Linked DNA regions of Homo sapiens: region 2 is linked to region 1. The links are chromatin contacts, found by Hi-C or POLR2A ChIA-PET in ENCODE. All regions are on one chromosome and are shown on one strand. The core of a region is the stretch at or near the end of the contact, and the rest is flanking DNA. Distances in the headings are between cores, read along the strand shown.

What was found. A loop is a pair of places that touch in the nucleus more often than their neighbours do. ChIA-PET counts read pairs that join two places held with the same protein, here RNA polymerase II (POLR2A). Pooled maps may share reads with other maps.
Region 2: POLR2A ChIA-PET joins it to region 1 with 11 read pairs in activated T-cell. The contact joins the promoter of JADE3 here to the enhancer-like site in region 1. A Hi-C loop is called at or near these places in 1 of 168 maps with a recorded cell type or tissue (mammary epithelial cell) and 6 of 50 pooled maps. POLR2A ChIA-PET finds 5 or more read pairs at or near these places in 3 of 52 experiments (HCT116, activated T-cell and activated naive CD4-positive, alpha-beta T cell).

What each region holds. Positions count from the first base shown.
Region 1 is chrX:46,789,057-46,794,158 of GRCh38, forward strand. No RefSeq gene overlaps it. Among named protein-coding and RNA genes, the nearest start is that of SLC9A7, 32 kb to the left of the region's middle. Within about 2 kb of position 3,060, at least 14 of the 41 ENCODE cell types and tissues checked have a DNase peak (open chromatin) inside an H3K27ac peak, as active enhancers do; they include HCT116 and mammary epithelial cell, where a contact is called at or near this core.
Region 2 is chrX:46,909,555-46,914,656 of GRCh38, forward strand. JADE3 (jade family PHD finger 3) reads left to right here and starts at 2,867. Exons shown (of 11, transcript NM_014735.5): 1 at 2,867-3,165. RefSeq lists an enhancer at 2,640-2,934 and silencers at 2,675-2,804, 3,245-3,654.

The DNA of each region.
Region 1 (5,102 bases), core at 1,810-4,309:
TTGCATTCCAATCTCACAGCTCTAAGCTCTGAAAAGCATCTGGCCCAGGCTAGGCTGGTTTAGTTGAGCCGTGGGTGGGAAATAAGGGCTGTGCTCATGCCTAAGGGTCTGAACTGTTCTCTGTCGCCAAATTGCTGAGCTTTCAAAAGCTGGATGTGACCTTACCTCACTCAGACTTGTTATTTACAGCTGTGTTTCCACTAGTGAGGTCGTTTTGGGGATCTGGAGTCAAAAACCTTCCTCTGTCACTGGAAAATATTTACTGATTTCTAGCTGTGTATCTGACCATGCTAACTTCTTCTTTTTTTCTTTTTTCTTTTTCTTTTCTTCTTTCTTTTTGATGGAGTTTCGCTCTTGTCACCCAGGCTGGAGTACAGTGGTGTGATCTCAACTCACTTCAACCTCTACCTCCAGGGTTCAAGCAATTCTCCTGCCTCAGTCTCCCGAGTAGCTGGGATTACAGGTGCCCACCACCATGCCCAGCTAATTTTTTGTATTTTTAGTAGAGACAGGGTTTCGCCATGTTGGGCAGGCTGGTCTTGAACTCCTGACCTCAGGTGATCTGCCCACCTCAGCCTCCCAAAGTGCTGGAATTACAGGCGTGAGCCACCTTGCCCAGCCTGCTAACTTCTTTTTATATGCTTTAGATCAGTCATCATCTGTATGTTCTCTCTTTCCATCTGAACCAAATTCTTGACTTTCCTCAATCCTATGGCTATGTGATTCCTAAAGTGTCTAAAACAGGCTGGGCACAGTGGTTCACGCCTATAATCTCAACACTTTGGGAGGCCGAGGCAGGTGGATCACTTGAGGTCAGGAGTTTGAGACCAGCCTGGGCAACATTGTGAAACCCCATCTCTACTAAAAATACAAAAAATTAACCGGGTGTGGTGGTGGGCGCCTATACTCCCAGACACTCGAGATGCTGAGGGTAGAAGGATCACCTCAGCCAGGGAGGTCAAGGCTGCAGTGAGCCATGGTCATGCCACTGCACTCCAGCCTGGGCGTTAGGAGTAAGACCATGTCTCAAAAAAATAAAGTAAAATAAGTAAAGTGTCTAAAACACTATGATCATTTTTCTTCCATGTCAACTTATCCTAAATTACTGACCTGGTCTTCTGTAAGTACTTAATGTTGGTGAGCATTGTGCTCCAAACTGAGCGCCCAAAGTGTATACCAAAGCATATTACGGGTTGGATGATCAGACTGGACTCTAAGCTCAATCTATGCAATAAAAGCTGAATGGAGAGTAAAGCCATATCAAACCTTAAGCTAGCACAGAGAGACAACCTGACTAGGCAGAAAATGTATGAGCATTCAAGACACTGGGCCCAGTCAAGGGCAAAGTTGGTAGGAGATAACATGGAGGTAAAATTCAGGAGTCCAGATAATGTCACACATTTGGGTCCCTAAGAAGCAGACACTGAGACGAAGCTTAGTTCGCAAGATATTTATTAAAGAGCGTCCTTACAGACAACACCTGCAATGGAAAGGGAAGGATGGAGAACAGGTCAGACAGAAAAGTCAAGCTGCAAAATAGGCCCAACGGTCTCAACCAGCCTCATGAGAAACGATAGAAATAAAATGACCCTTCAGAGTTGTCTAAGGCTGGGCCAAAAAGACCAGGCCTTATATTCCCGCATCCATCAGTCACTGGATATGAGCCACCAGGAGGTGCGTCATCACCTTGAACGGGGCGACTCTGCAACTGAGGCAATCTCTGAAAGGGCCAAGAGCTGAAGGCTGCCTACCTATAGCTGTCCTAGCAACTGGGACGAGTTTCTCCTTGGTGGGAGACCTGAGAGGTGGATGACAGTGTTAACCACAGACAGCAATTTGGAGACCTTATGTTCCTTTAAAACGCTTAAGTTCCTGCTCCTATAGGTTTGCCTGAATCAATTTTTTTTTTTTGAGCCAGAGTCTCACTCTGTCGCCCAGGCTGGAGTGCAGTGGTGCAATCTCAGCTCACTGCAGCCTCCGCATCCTGGGTTCAAGTGATTCTCCTGCCTCAGCCTCCTGAGTAGCTGGGACTACAACTGCACACTGCCACATCCAGCTAATTTTTTGTATTTTTAGTAGAGACGGGGTTTCACCATGTTGCCCAGGCTGGTGTCAAACTCCTGAGCTCAGACGATCCACCCACCTCAGTCTCCCAAAGTACTGGGATTACAGGCATGGGCCACTGCACCCGGCCCTCCTGAATCAATCTTAAATGCAGGGCCCCAAGCTCAGTCTCTGACAGCAATTCTACAGTGTTTCTTTCAGTCACCTCTGAGATTGGAGTTCTTTTTTTTCCGTCATTTTTGTCCAGTCTGATTTATTATTTGGGAATCATGACATAACTTTGCAGCTATAAACACATAGAGCTTAACATGTTGTGGCAATTTAAAAACATGTCCACAGGCCGGGTGCGGTGGCTCACGCCTGTAATCCCAGCACTTTGGGAGCCCAGGCAGGCGGATCACTTGAGGCCAGGAGTTTGAGATCAGCCTGGCCAACATGGTGAAACCCCGTCTCTACTAAAAATACAAAAATTAGCTGGGTGTGGTGGTGGGCACCTGTAATCCCAGCTACTGGGTGGGGGGAGGGGCTGAGGCAGGAGAATCACTTGAAGCTGGGAGGCGGAGGTTGCAGTGAGCCAAGATCATGCCCTTGCACTCCAGCCTGGGTGACAGAGCAAGACTGTCTCAAATAAATAAATAAATATATGTCCACAAATTCTTTGATTCTTCTTCCATTGAGAAGTGTGGCTTATGCACCTTTTCTTTGAACTGGGACAGGATTGTGACTGGTTTGTAGCCGCTAGAAAGAGGAAGAAATGATGCCGCATGACTTCCAAAGCTAGGCCAGAAAAGGCGAGGCAGCTCCTGACTTCTTCCCTGGGACTTTGACTTTTGAGTCCCTAATTCACCATGTAAAAAGTTGGATTATCCTGAGGCCACCATGCTGTGGGACAGTCCAGGCCATATGGAAAGGTCACATAGAGGTGTTCTAGTCAGCACTCTCAGCTGAGGTCCCAGCCAACATTCAGACACGTAAATGGAGATACTTCCTTGTGGTTCCAGCCCCCAGCCGCTGAGTCACCCCAGTCATCAAGTCTTCCCAGCTGAGGCCCTAAACATCGTGGAGCAGAGACAATGGACTCCCACTGTGTGCTTTGTCTGAACTCCTGACCCACAAAATTAGTGGGCATAATAAGGTGGTTATTGTAAGCCTCGAAGTTTTGGGGTAATTTATTACCAAGCAATTAGGTAGCCAGAACACGCAGGATACAAAGCTTACTATGAGCAATGATAAATGCTCTGGACAGCCTGTGCACGCTTATAGAATATGTTCTGTGTGTCTTTTGGCTCTGCAGGGACCTGGAAATGACTCAAAGAAATTCTTCCTTTGGAAGAATTAAAAAGTAGAATTTCTAGATTTAAAGCCTAGTTTTTGGAGGTCTACTGTGTGCTTTGCTTCAAGAGGCAAGTTTGTGACAAATGAAGCCCAGCCATTCTAAAAAAATCCAAGCATGTAGATGCCTCAGAGGATGTAGGAAATTAGTCATTAACCACACAAGTTTAGTTCCTGATCCAAAATACTGTGTGCATGTTTTGCAATTTAATCTGGTTGGCACTGGATTTTTGTTTCATTTTGCATTGACTAAACATAAGATACAGGTTGGCCCAGTTGCGTTAGTCATAAAATATATCAAGCCATCTTAGTTAAATAGCTTTTAAAGCTAAGAATTTTCTCTCTGGATAAAATAATCTCATTTAGATAATGTTTCCAGATACCTCCAAGTGAGCGTGAATATCAGTGTTTGAGCAATCCAAATGAAGGAAGTCCTTTTATTTTCATAGCAGCTAAGATAATTTATATCATTAACAAACAGAAGAAGTGAGGAATTCCACTTTCGGTTTTAATTAGAATGTAAAGACTCATTAAATGGAAGGAACTGAAAACCACCATCTTCAACAGGTCATAATGTACCCAATGTAACAAGTAAAATGCCTCGGGAAATTGCAGAGCGAAATTTTCCTGGTGCTCAATATGGTTTAAATTCTAGGGGTTGGATTAAGGAAAATATCTACCTTATTACCTATAATGTCTCCCTACTTATTCTAATCAGATACTTTAGAGAAATTGTTGGAGATCACTTGCCAGAAACATACCTCAAGGTTTCCATCTCACCTCTGAAAAGTGACTTAGAAGAAAAGTGACTTTTGACTCCAGTCAAACTGTTTTCTTCTAAACCCTTGACGTCAACAATTTTTACTTAACATGAAACCTATATATTGCAAACAATTTCTCTTCCTACTTAATGATATTGGGGGATGATATTGGGGGATCTTCCCGATAATACTATGGTAGGACAAGTTGAAAGAAGAAAAACCTCAAAAAGGTATTCTTTGTCACTTCAGTCAGTAGGCAGCATTTGATCCTGAGGTTACAGGGCTGAGAAAATGAAATGGAGAAAATATGTATTGAAGGCTTAGAGGTGGCAGGAACTATTATTATCACATAGAGAACTAAAGCCGAGAGATAGTAACCTGCGCAAGATCATGTAATCAGGAAGGGGTAGGGCCAAACTTTGAACACTGGGGCACCTTTGACTAGGAAGCAGTACTGCTTCTTGGAACAGAGCTTATGAAAAACGGGGCCTAGAAACAGTAGGAAACATTTGAATACACAAGAGTATGGTTACCCCCTATCACATCCAAGGAAAAACAGAGGAATCAGGTAGATCATGAGCTGGTTGTTTTGCATCTTTCTATTCCATTTCTTCTGTATTCACTCATCAATTCTAGCATTTGTCTCTCTATGCCTTGTTAGCCCACTCATCCTCCACTTTCCTAATCACCCTTCCTATAGCCTATGCACTTTGAACACAGAGACCCACCCCACTCCATCCTAGTTGCTAGGAGAACTTAACAAGGTAAGGTATTTCACAATAGAACTGTGTAAATTGTAAAGTGCCATTTAAATGTGAGGTATTATTATTATTTATACTAATTTGATGTTGCGTCCTGTTCTACCACATTGCCTGGAATGGAATCTAATTCTTCTTCTTTTTTTTTTTTTTTTTGAGACAGAGTCTCGATCTGTCACCCAGGCTG
Region 2 (5,102 bases), core at 1,617-4,116, 120 kb after region 1:
ACATGATACATAAATGCAAAAATTGATAAATTGGACATCATCAAAATTTAAAATTTGGTCTGCAAAATCTCTTAAGAGGATGAAAAGACCAGCTACAAACTGGGAAAAATATTTGCAGATCACATATCTGACAGAGGACTTGTATCTAGAATGTAGTATACAGAATTCTCAAAATTTAACAGTAGGAAACAATCTGATTAGAAAATGGGCAAAAGACTTGAACGGACATTTCACCAAAGAGGTTATACAGATGGCAAATAAGCACATGAAAAGATGCTCAACAGCATTAGCCATTAAGGAAATGCAATTTAAAACAACAATGAGGTATCACTACACACCTATTAGAATGGCTAAAAGAAAAAGATAGTGACAATACCAAATGCTGACAAAGATGTGGAGAAACTAGATCTCTTATACATTGCTGGTGGTAATATAAAGTGGTATAGTCTGGAAAAGTTTGGCATTTTCTTGTAACACTAAATATACACTTACCATCTGACCCAGCAATTGCACTCCTGAGCATCTGTCACAGAGAAATGAAAACTTATGTTTACACAAAAACTTCTACATTAATGCTCATAGCAGTTCTATTCTTAATAGGCAGACATTGGAAACAACTCAAATGACCTTCAATGCATGAATAAACAAACTGTAGGACATCCATACTACAGAATACTACTCAGTAATAAAAAGCAACAAATCATTGAGACATGCAACAAACTTGGGTACATCTCAAGAAAATCATGCTGAGTGAAGAAAAGCTGATTTCAAAAGGTATGATTCCATTTATGTAATACTCTTGAAATGACAAATTTATAGAGATGGAGAACGTGTTAGGGGTTGCCAGAAATTAGAGGAGGAGAAAGCGGTGACTGTGACTACAAAGTGTAGCAGGAGGAATCTTTGTGGTGGAGAAAAAGTTGATTGTGGTGATTACACAAATTTAAATGTGTTAAAATTGCACAGAACTATATACACAGACTCAGAAATCAGTGCATGAAAATTGATGAAATCTGGATAAGGTCTGTGGACTGTATTAATGTTAATATCTATATTGTATTATAGTTATCTATTACCATTGGGGGAAACTGGGCAAAGGGTACATGGGACCACTCTGTACATTTTTTTTTACAACTTCTGATGAATCTATAATTATTTTTAAATAAGTATAATAAAGTGAGATAAGTCTGAAGGACTACGAATATTTTAGAACTCACGCATTTCCATATTATGGAATATAACTAGATCTTTAACATGGAAAACAGACAAAATACAAAAGAGCCTACATTATTGTTCATCCTAGAAATGTAAACGAAAATAGCCCAGGACAGTAGCTCATGCCTGTAATCCTAGCACTTTGGGAGGCCCAGGCAGGCAGATAGCTTGAGCTTAGGAATTCAAGACCAGCCTGAGCAACATGGTGAAACTGTCTCTACCAAATAAATAAATAAATAAATAAGTTGGGCCATGGTGGCATGTGCCTGTAGTCCCAGCTACTTGGGAGGCTGAGGTGGGAGAATCACTTCAGCCCCGGAGGTGGAGGTTGAAGGGAGCCAAGAGGTTGCAGTGAGCCAAGAGATCTCACCACTGCATTCTAGCCTGGGTGACAGGGAGCCCAGAGGTTGCAGTGAGCCGAGATCGAGCCACTGCATTCCAGCCTGGCGACAGAGTGAGACCCTGACTCAAAAAAAAAAGGAAAAGAAAAAAGAAAGAGAATGAGTTCATCATAGTTGCATATAGCACATTTCCAAACCCAGAGAGGTAAGCCAAAAAGGTTTGTTGCTTAAACATCTATATTAGGATTCAACCAAAGGATCAGAACCAGTAGGAAATTATATATATATATATATATATACACACACACACATATATATATACACACACACATATATATATACATACACACACACATACATATATATATACACACACACACACATACACCCACGGTGCCCAGCCTGCCAGAAGAATGCGTGGTGGGAATATACGTATATATACTCCCTGTTCATTCATTTCTTCGAAGCTATTGTCTTAGACGATTATGGTGGCCAAGTAAATCCAAAATCTGTAGGGCATACAGTCAGGAAGGGAAGATCAGGAGCAGGCTGGAACCAATGGACATAGGCCAAAGGTGTCATCCATAGGGGAAATTCTCTTTCTCTGACGTACTCAGCACCCTCAGCCCTGATTGAAAGGCTTTCCAACTGATTCCGTCAGGCCCACCTAGATTATCCAGGATTATCTCCCTAACTTTAAGTCAACTGATTAGGAGCTTTAATTACATCAGCAAAATACCTCCAGAGCAACACCTGGATTGGCATTCGATCAAATAACTGTGGGCGATAGCCTAACCAGTGGACACATCGAAAAAGCCACACAACATCACAAACCACCTGTGCTGGCAACTGAATAAATGAATTATGTTAATAGCCACCTTGGCTTTATTATTACAGGTAATTCAAGCACAAGCGACATAAATCAATAGCGGCCACCGAGTTGATGTATGAGAGTCCCACTTTGGAACTTCAGAGTTGGAAGGGGCCATGAAAAGCTTAGTTTGTATTTCAACACAGCCGAGGCATCTGCACCTCGTCCTCTCTAGCGCTCGGCGGGGCTGGGGCGTCTCGGGCAGTGGCGCACCCAGCTGGACGGGAGGGGAGCCCACCTGGAACGCGGCGCCGCGGGTGCGGGAGCGGCGAGTGGGCGGGGCGTCGAGGCGGCGGGTGGCGACGGCGCCCAGCCCGCCAGAAGAACGCGCGGCGGGCAGACGGCTGGGAGCCGCTCCGGTAGGGCGAGCGCGGCCGGCGGTGGGTGGGAGGAGAGGTTGGGGGAGGAAGGAAAGGGAAGAGGCGGAGCGTGGGAGCGCACAGTGTCAGGAATACAATAGTGCTCCGCGCCGCCTCAGCCGCCGCCGCCGCCCAACCGCCTGCCCAGCGCTGAGGCCTGACGGGCCGGGCGGACGAGGGCCGAGGGCGGGAGCTGAGGCGCGGGGGGCGGCCCCGGCGGGGGGCGGGGGCGAGGAGGGGATTAAGGGGCAGGTGCGAGGGAGGGAAGAGAAGAAAGCGAGCGGTTAGGGGGGCGGTTACCACTCCGACCGGACTCACCCGGCACATTGCCGGGCCGCGGCGTGGAGCCGGGCAGGAGCCGCGAGCCAGCTGCGCGAAGGTAGGCGCCGCGGAGGCCGGACCCGGCGCGGGCGAGGTTGGGGGCGTCGCACCGGCTGGGCGGCGGGAGCGGCGGCCTCCGGGAGTGGAAGCGGGCGGCGCGGAGCGCACAGTCCCGGCCCGGCCTCGCCGCGCTCCGGGTCGCTCCGGTTCCACATCGTGGTCGCCTCCGGCGTCCCCGGCGCCTTGGGGCCGAGAGCGTGTGTGGGCTGAGGTAAAGTGCCTGGTGGCCCCTCTGCCCGCCCGGGTAGTGCCTGGTGGCCCGGGCGGGGGGCGGGGGCGGACGCGCGAGCTCGGCTGCAGCTCCCGGCTACACCGGGCAGGAATTGAGCGCCATAACTGTTGCGGCTCTTTCCTCCGGTGCCCCCTCCTGGCGCCCCCTCCTCCGTTCCTGCCCTTTGCCTGGCTTCGGGGCTGACGGGGCCAGACCCGTGGCGGGAGGACCTGCTCTGTCGGCCGCCAGGGGTCGGATGCTCCAGGGAGCGAGGGCGCGCCCTGGCTGTTTAGCTGTTGGGGGGCGGAAAGAACCGAGTGCCTGGAGAGGGGAGAACGGGTGGTGCTGGGTGCGGCGAGGCACCCCGGGAAGCCCGGGTGCCCACCCGGCGGGAGCGGGAGCGCGGGCGCCCGGCGGGCTGGCGAACTTTCCCTCCCACTGGCGGCATTGTTCGAACTGCGGGTCCGTGGCCGCCGAGCGTCGGGCGGTCCGGGGGTGGGAAAATCGTGAGGGCTTTGCTAGTCTTCCGGGGAAATTTTCCCACCGCTGGGCACGGCAAAGTTAACTTTTCTCCAGCTTTCGAGTTCGTTTTATTCCCTCCGCCCCGGGGGCCGTAGTTTGTTTTTTTGTTTTGTTTTGTTTTGTTTTTTGTTTGTTTGTTGTTTTTTTTAATAGCCTTCAATCTTTTTCTCCCGCTTTTCACAGCAGAGCCAGTGCTTCGGTGGAGTCTAGCTTTAAATTGCACAGGGCAGCCTGAGTTTGTTATTTGTGAGGAGGGGGTGGCGGGATCTGGAGTGAGTGACCACAATGGTGGTATGTGGAGGCATGTTTCAAAGTTTTTATCGCTGTGCGGCCCTGGGACATATGTGGCTACTAGGGATTTGGCAAGAAACTTGTTTGGCCGCTTCTCCGACTTTGAGTTGCAAGGAAATCCGTGGCCTCAGATGTGCGCGAGTTGTTTGTGTGTGTGTGCCGTGAGGTGCGTTTATCTATGAAGCTGAGGATGAGATTCCCCCCTCCCGCCGTCTGATTGTGTAAGAAGTCAAAACCGTGTTGAAGGTGATTCCAGTGGTGGCCTGGAGGGAAAGGCGACCTCATTCCCTGTGTTCAGTCTGATAAAGTGAACTGCTGCTCTCTAAACTTGGGAAGTAATGAAAAATAATTTAGGTAAAAACTGGTTGCACAACGTCTTTGCTTAGTTTAAGCAACCCACAATCCACTTTCCCAGACCAGTTCTCCTGTTAAATACTTTCCCTTTAGCCACTTCTTGTCAGCCTAGGCTGGGAGGGGGAAAGAGTAGGGCTGAGAGAGGAGTCGGTCTGAACAAAGCATTGTGTTTTTATTTAGTTTAATACTTCCAAAACATCTGTAGACAATGGGAGTATGGGTCCCGGCCTTCGTACCCTTTGAGTAGTGTGGTTCTCATGCTTTTGTAGCATCATGTGATTACTCTTCGGATACGTAAAAATAGATTTTTTTTCTTTTTTGTTTAACCTAAGAGTATTCTACCTCCATAACATATCATTTTCTCTTTCGTTTAAAGTGAGCTCTGAGCTTAAATACTTGAACTGTAAAAGGATAATACCCTCTCTTCAAGGATTACCTGAGACCGTTGAGAAGTGTTTCAGTGCCCAGCGTGTATTCAACTTTCAATCGATGTTAGCCACCATCTTTGCCACCTTTTCTCCAGTTGTGCTCTTCTTTATGCTTTTGTTTGCTAGAGA